Regions from separate parts of the Homo sapiens genome. Here region 1 is linked to region 2. A link is a contact called in ENCODE Hi-C or POLR2A ChIA-PET data. All regions are on one chromosome and are shown on one strand. The core of a region is the stretch at or near the end of the contact, and the rest is flanking DNA. Distances in the headings are between cores, read along the strand shown.

Region 1 (3,832 bases), core at 657-3,156, 120 kb before region 2:
CCCCTGCTGATGTGGGCCTGGGGTGGTACCAGCCTTGCTACCACTCGCCCCAATTACTGCTCTCTCATGTATGGTTTCCCCCATGCCCTGTCTATGCAATTGTAAACAGCTTCTTTATTAAACTCTCTTCAAATTGTCCTAATTTGAGTGTGTCATCTCCTCCCTGCTGAGACCCTGACAGATTCAAACAGAAACAAGGTCATACGACGTACCTCCATGGCTCTACTCCAAGGTCTAACTTCTCTGAGAGGATAAGGAAAAGAAGATTAAGAAGTTCATTTGTGGGTCTTAGCATTTTTTTTGTTTTGTTTTAGAGGCCAGACTGTTGCAGGAACAGAACAGATACATGGTATGCTTTTAAGATGCCAAAGGAGAGAGAAAATGCTCAGATAAATTAACCCAAAACTGTATTTGTGTTAACATTCCCACATAGTTTAATAAAGCCATTATTAAACTACAATTTCTTTAGCACCTTGTTTACTCACCTCAACAAGCTGCTCTTTCTGTTCAGAGAGTTTACAGGCATATTCAGCCAAAGCTTCTAAATTTCCTTCTACTCCAGTAAGTTTTAATGCTTTTAGAACCACATGATCAGCATGGTATTTTAATAGATCTGCTGCCAGCTGTGTCGCTGTACTATGAAGCTGCAGATGTGTGTGTGGGTGGGGGGGTGGGAGGGTGGAGAAGGAGAAGGGTGATGAAGGAAAGAAAACAAACAATAACATTTTGTGACCAAGCACCACATCAGCACTTTAAAAACTATTAATAAAGAGAAGCCGCAAAGCAGTTCCATGGGTTCCACTGAGGGGAGGGTGTAAAGTTCCCTGTGTAACAGTAGGAGTTGTGTAGCACTGGTGAGCTTACAGTTTCTCTCAAGGGCAGGAGTGATATCTAATTCATCCTTTAACCCCCTGGTGCCAGTGGTAATGCTGTTTCTAGAAGATGAACTGGGTATTCAATGGCTGAATACCCTTGTCCCTTTTTCATTCTGTTATCAACCAGCTCTTTCCCATGTAGCTTTTCCCTTAGGTGAAAAATGCTTCTGCTAATCTTAAAGTTGGTGAGGAATGAAACAGTATTAAGAGTATTAAGAGTGCAATATTTAGAGTACTAAGAAAATTGGCACTTTGTGATCATTAATAAGTTCTTTAGCATACTTTTGAAAAAGTACCAATGTGAGATTCAATAAATTTAATAAATTTTATTAAATACCTATATCATGGCAAGCACTGTAGCACTGTACTAGAGGCTGGGCATACATGACAAGTAGGACACAACCCCTGCCCTCAGGGAGGTTAGAATCTGTCTATAGTTGCCATCCAGATCTTGTACTCTCTGCCTCTATGAACAAATTGGGTCCCAGGAGAAACAATAGATTAAAGGGTAACACGAACCCCATGGTTTTATTGACTTTGTGTGGAATGCCTGGCTCACTCTTACTGGATATCTTTGGACACTATTAACTCCAAAATCTTTTCTTCTTATCTTGCCTTTTTTTTTTTTTTTAATGATGTGACAGGTTATTTTGGGGTTGTCCAGAAATAGATCATTTTTAATAACATTGTTCTCAGAAAAATCTGACTTTGAATTAAATCTATTTGAATGAAGTGATTTCTTTTTTCCTGGAAGTAATCCAATCTCAATTCAAATTAGAGGATTGTCTCCAAAATTAACAATAGGATACCCTCTGCATTCATGCAACTAAGTGAGAATAATTACAGTTAGAAACAAAGAAACTAAAATTCACTTTCCGTGGAAACTAAATGCCACATAAGAACTTAAAAAGATTTTGTTTCACCAGCAGGACCTTAGAGAATATCTAATGCCAGTCATTTATTTTACAGACTACGAAACAGCTCCACAGAGACTGTGTCTTGCCAAGGTCATGTAACTCTTGTCACGTGTAAGAGAGGGAGGCAGGACAAACGCAAAGTTCCTGCTCTATGCAACGTCCTGACAGCAGCCTTATATACATTATCTCCCTTAATCCTTACAAGAATTCTATGAGGTTGACATGGATATACCCATATAAGAGGTAATGAAAATGAAGCCTGTGGAAAGCCACTCAGTTTATCACAAGGAGATCATCTTCTACTGACAGTCAGGATTTTAACAATACTTTGGTTAAAACTGAATAGTCTGGAATGAAATGGGTAGGCTTTTTTCTTTCTTTTTTGTTTTGTTTTGTTTTTTTCCTTGTGTCAAGGGCAGCAGGCTTTTTATAAAGCATAGAAAACCATGTCTTTCTATGTTTAACAGGATGTTTAAATGGAGATTTCAATAGACATATCAGTGCCAAGTAAGATGTGAAACAGATCACCACGTATAAAATTTATATAAGAAACATCCAAAAACCAATTTCAGCCAGGCATGATGGCTTACACCTGTAATCCCAGCCCTTTCGGAGGCCAAGGCAGAAACACTGCTTGAGCCCAGGAGTTCAAGACCAGCCTGAGCTTATAATAGTGAGACCCTATCTCTACAAAAAATTAGCCAGACATGGTGGCATGCACCTGTGGCCCAGCTACATGGGAGGATGAGGCAGGAGGATCACTTGAGACCAGAAGGTCAAGGCTGCAGTGAGCCATGTTCACACCATTGTCTGGGCAAGAAAGTGAGACCCCATCTCAAAAATAAGAAAATTTTTTTAAAATTCTAATTTCATTGTCTTGAGCCCTTGACCGTCTTCAAGAATATAAAGGAATTAAGCCTGGGTGCAGTGGCTCACTTTGGGAGGCCAGGGCAGGTGGATCGTTTGAGGTCAGGAGTTTGAGACCAGCCTGGCCAACATGGTGAAACCCCATCTCTACTAAAAATACAAAAATTAGCTGGGCGTGGTGGCGTGCATCTGTAATCCCAGCTACTCGGGAGGCTGAGGCATGAGAATCGCTTGAACCCCTGAGGTAGAGGTGGCAGTGAGCCAAGATCACGCCACTGCACTCCAGCTTGGGCAACAGAGTGAGACTCTATCTCAAAAAAATAAATAAATAAAAATAAAAGAATTAAGAAAGCACAGCTAAGGGAAATGAGAGGTCTGTGTGAGGAGGGTCTGTCTGGAGAGCTGCTGGGTGCCCACTGTGACTCCCTCCTCCAGGCATGCCTCAAAGCGCAGGGAGCAACAGGATAAAGGGGTTGAGGGGCAGGGGTGGGGGTAGGGGGGGCAACAGGAAAGCCTCTGAAGAACCACTAAGGTATCCATGAGAGTGAGAGTCCACTGTAAATGTCTACCAAGCCCAAAGCCATTTGATAAGGGTGCTGGTCACTAAAAACCTTCTGCCTCTCAACTTTCTCTCTTCTCTCTCTATGCCACAACCTGACAAAAATCAACAACAGCTACGTAACGGAGGGTGAGGAAAGTGAAAAAGGGAGAAGAGACCACATCTTCCCAGCTCTATCTAGTTGGAGCTGGGAAAACAGGGAACAGGGGAGAAGCTCTACAACTAAATGAAGATTTAAATAATGATTAACATTCTAATTTTCAACTGAGATTATGTTTTGTGACTTAAAGCAGGAATTGGTAAACTTTTTCTGTGAAGGGCCAGAGAGTAAATATTTTAGGCCCTATTGTGACTATCCAACTCTGCTGTTGTAGTGAGAAAACAGTAGACAGTAGGTCCACAGATGGGCAGCATTGTGTCCCCATACACTCTACTGACGAAAACGGTCCAGTTGTAGTTTGTGAACACCTGACTTAAAGTGACCATAGGACTTTCAATAACCTGAGAGTGGCCAACTAAGTCATGAGATGACCAATTTTTTATTCAGGGAACAGGGAAACCCTCTCAACCAAAGGAATATCTTTTAAAATTTATTTCAGTGAGATAGAATTGAT
Region 2 (3,688 bases), core at 145-2,644:
ACAGTTCTATCTTGGAGAGGAAGCTCCTGAGAGACTGGTGTCTTAGAGAGCAGGGGTAGAAAAGTGTTTCAGGAAGACAAAAAAACAAATATGAAGACACAAAGGCAAGAAAAAGCAGAGGTGCCCTCTTCAAAGAACTCTAGGAAGTTCAATAAGACCGGAAGATAGTGTGAATGAGAAGAGCAGAGTGGCGTAAGAATGCAGAGGGAGGTTGGGACCAGGGCATAGAAGGTCTCACATTTGCTATGAGGAAGCAGCACAATTCAGTGGCTGGAAGCACAGGTGAGGAAAGAAGACTCCCCAGGTTCAAATCCCAGGTCTATTCTTACTACTTAGATGGCTATAGGCAAGTTAGTTAACGTCGAGATGTCCCAGTCTCCTCATGTGTAAAAATGAGGCTTACATAAATTCGTATCTCATTTGAGAATGAAGTGAAATAATACATATAAAATGCTGGCTGGGCACAGTGGCTCACACCTGTAATCCCAGCACTTTGGGAGGCTAAGGCAGGTAGACCACCTGAGGCCAGGAGTTCCAGACCTGCCTGGCCAACATGGTGAAACCCCGTCTCTATTAAAAATACAAAAAAATTAGCCAGGTATGGTGGCGCATGCTTGTAATCCCAGCTACTTGGGAGGCTGAGGCAGAAGAATCACTTGAACCCGGGAGGCAGAGGCTTCAGTGAGCCAAGATGGCACCACTGCACTAGCCTGGGCGACAGAGAGAGATTCCGTCTTGAAAAATAAATAAATAAAGTTTAGAACAATGCTGGGTATGTAGGAAGTACTCAATAAATGTTAGCTATCATCATCATCAATATCAATCTGTTGGCTTCGACAGTATAAACTAGAAGCAGAAGCCACTAACCCTTCTGTAGTATTTCTTTGTACCTCTCCTCCCCTTTCTACTTTATAGTATAGCCATCTATCTTCCCTTAGTAGACATTTTTAGATCTCTCCACAGAGCTAAGCAAAATATCTTGTATCTGTAGAGTAGGCACTGAAAGATTCGAGAAAAAGCTAAACCCAATCAATTAAATCTTCAAAACTGTGGCTTAAGGAATAACTCTCCAACTTGCTAATGGCACTAAAATATGCAGTAAATATGCAGTAAAGCTTAGCTACATCAATGGAAACTGCACTATTTTTCTAGTTAATACACAAATGACTCAGCACATTTTTCGAGCACCTCAGACTTCACAAAAGCATGAAAGGAGTAGCACACAGAGAAAATAAACAAAGTATTTGAAAATTATGAATATAAGATTTGGCAAACTGCTTTTATCCAACAGATCTGTATTTTAATGACTTCTGTCTCAATGATACCCTTCAGCACCTCAAAAACCACAAGGAATTGGCCTGGAATCAGAGTCCAAAAAAAAAAACAAAAAACAACAGTCCAGGCAGGGAGATGATAAACTGAACAGAACAATGCCAGGACTGAGAATCTTGGCCAAGTTGTGGTATTAGAATGGTATTGTATTTAAAAGCCACAGCTAAAAATAGGCACATAAACAAGGGAACATAATCTTGGGACTCAAGGACTAAAGAAAAAAAAGGAAAGAACATCCAAGGTTTCAGGTATCAATCTACCCAGAGACAGGGCCAGCATTAAGCAGAAGCCAAATAACAGGGATCTACACAAATCCAAACAAGCATGCTACTGACATTAGCAGCCTAGCACCAGGGGGCAGAAACTCAGAGTCCGGCACACAAGAAAGAGACCACAGGTCAGACAGTGTCTGTTAATACAACAACTCAACGATGAGCAGACTAACTTTTTTAATAAGCATGGGTAAATATACTTTAAATCCAGTCTAAATAAGGAGATACTTCTTGATCCACTCCATTCTTTTTCACAGGGATAGCAGCAGTTACCAGAAATACATCCAAACATGCTTATTGGAAGCAGGCACCGCATACCAAATAACACCTCCCCAGCCTGCAAAGTTCCCTTTGAAGAAGGCTTCTGTTTCCATTACTAATGTGGAAAATACAACTCCCTCTCAATGGCTTCTAGTATCACGTCACAAGGGCCTGGAGATGGACCAGTAGACTTTTCTCTAGGCCTGTTTAACTTGCAGTATCAGAAGTGGGGACTGGGAGGGGAGCAGTAAAACATTTGGTTTGCTCCCTTTTTCCAATTTGGGCTTGACTGAACCAAACTTGTTCACTCATATCTCATGCTATCCCAAAACAAGTAAGGCAACTATCAGGATTCATCTCTGCAAAGACATTTCTAGTCATTTACAAACAATTACCAATGCCAGGAGGAACAGCACTCAGCTGTACTTGCTGGTACTTCTCAGGCTGGGTATCCAGGCTATTATAGATATATCTGATGATTGTTTCACTAACTTTTGAAGAAATTTCTTATACTCAGAGAAAATGGCTCTCTGAGCCTAAGTTTCTTCATTTGTAAAATAAGCATAACACCAATCTCACTAGACTGCTTAAAAAAAACTAAGAGTATTTTTAAAGAGTCTAACACAGCCTTACTTATAGGAGATAACAATGCTAGTGTACCTCTTTCCTCAGACGCCAAGGGAACATACTGAACGTGGATTCCAGGTGCTATGGTTTGAGTGTTTGTGCTCCAAAACTTATGTTAAATTTAATTGCCGTTACCACAGTATTAACAGGTGGGACCTTTAAGAGGTGATTAGGCCATCAGGGCTCAGCCCTCATGGGTAGGATTAATGTCATTATAAAAGGGTGAGTTCAGCCCCAGCCATCTCTTGCTCGCCCTTGTACCACGTGATGATACAGCAAGAAGATCCTCACCAGATGCCAGCACCTTGACATTGGCCTTCTCAGCCTCCAGAACTGTGAGCCAATAAATTTCTGTTCATTGTAAGTTTCCAAGTCTGTGTTACTCTGTCACAGCAGGACAAAACAGACTAAGCCATAAGGTTTCTACTAAGTAAGGTTTCTGGGATCTAGGAGGCAAGGAAGCTAGGTCATGTAGTTGTGTTAAGTCAACAGGACCAATATGGAAAACTGAAGGAGCTGACAACTACAACTGATGCAAGAAGGATGAGTACTCAATACTTTTTCAGGATGACTGACACTTACTCAAAGAGCCTGGGGAGGGGAAAGAACGCTGGGCTTAGGGTCAAGAACCTATGTTTATTTATTTATTATCATTATTATTACTTTTAAGACAGGGTCTCACCTCTGTAGCCCAGGCTGGAGTACAGTGGCATGATTACTACTCACTGCAGCCTTGACCTCCTGGGCTCAAACAATCCTCCATCTTCAACCCTCCCAGTAGCTGGGACTATAGATGCACACTACCACACCCAGCTAATTTTTATTTTATTTTATTTTTATGTATTTATTTATTTTCTGTAGAGACAGGGTCTCACTATCTTGACCAGGCAAGGTTAGTCTTGAACTCCTGGGCTCAAGCAATCCTCCCGCCTTGGCCTCATAAAATGCTGGAATTATAGCATGAGCCATTATGCCTGGCCAAGGACCTAAGTTTAAATCTTAGCTCCACTAGTCACCTGTGTGACTGCAGGCTAGTCAGTTAATCTCTAGAAGTATCTTCATCTGTAAATGAAGATACCATCTATCTTACAAAGATTTATTTGTTTGAGTTCTGTTTTGTTTGCTTGTGGATTTAAAAAGATAGCACATTTAAAAGCACTTGAAAGTTCTTGGCTCATGACAGGCACTTAAATATT

Evidence for each region. Hi-C counts contacts between places; a loop is a spot of excess contacts on that map. ChIA-PET counts read pairs that join two places held with the same protein, here RNA polymerase II (POLR2A). Pooled maps may share reads with other maps.
Region 1: a loop to region 2 is called in a pooled map, with 2.2 times the contacts of the local background. The contact joins two enhancer-like sites. A Hi-C loop is called at or near these places in 1 of 50 pooled maps. POLR2A ChIA-PET finds 5 or more read pairs at or near these places in 2 of 52 experiments (PC-9 and endothelial cell of umbilical vein).

Annotation. Positions count from the first base shown.
Region 1 is chr9:108,972,190-108,976,021 of GRCh38, forward strand. It overlaps CTNNAL1 (catenin alpha like 1), which reads right to left. Exons shown (of 19, transcript NM_003798.4): 9 at 486-644. Among named protein-coding and RNA genes, the nearest start is that of CTNNAL1, 39 kb to the right of the region's middle. Within about 2 kb of position 1,907, at least 2 of the 41 ENCODE cell types and tissues checked have a DNase peak (open chromatin) inside an H3K27ac peak, as active enhancers do.
Region 2 is chr9:109,097,182-109,100,869 of GRCh38, forward strand. All of the region lies in intron 3 of TMEM245 (transmembrane protein 245), which reads right to left. Among named protein-coding and RNA genes, the nearest start is that of TMEM245, 21 kb to the right of the region's middle. Within about 2 kb of position 1,395, at least 15 of the 41 ENCODE cell types and tissues checked have a DNase peak (open chromatin) inside an H3K27ac peak, as active enhancers do.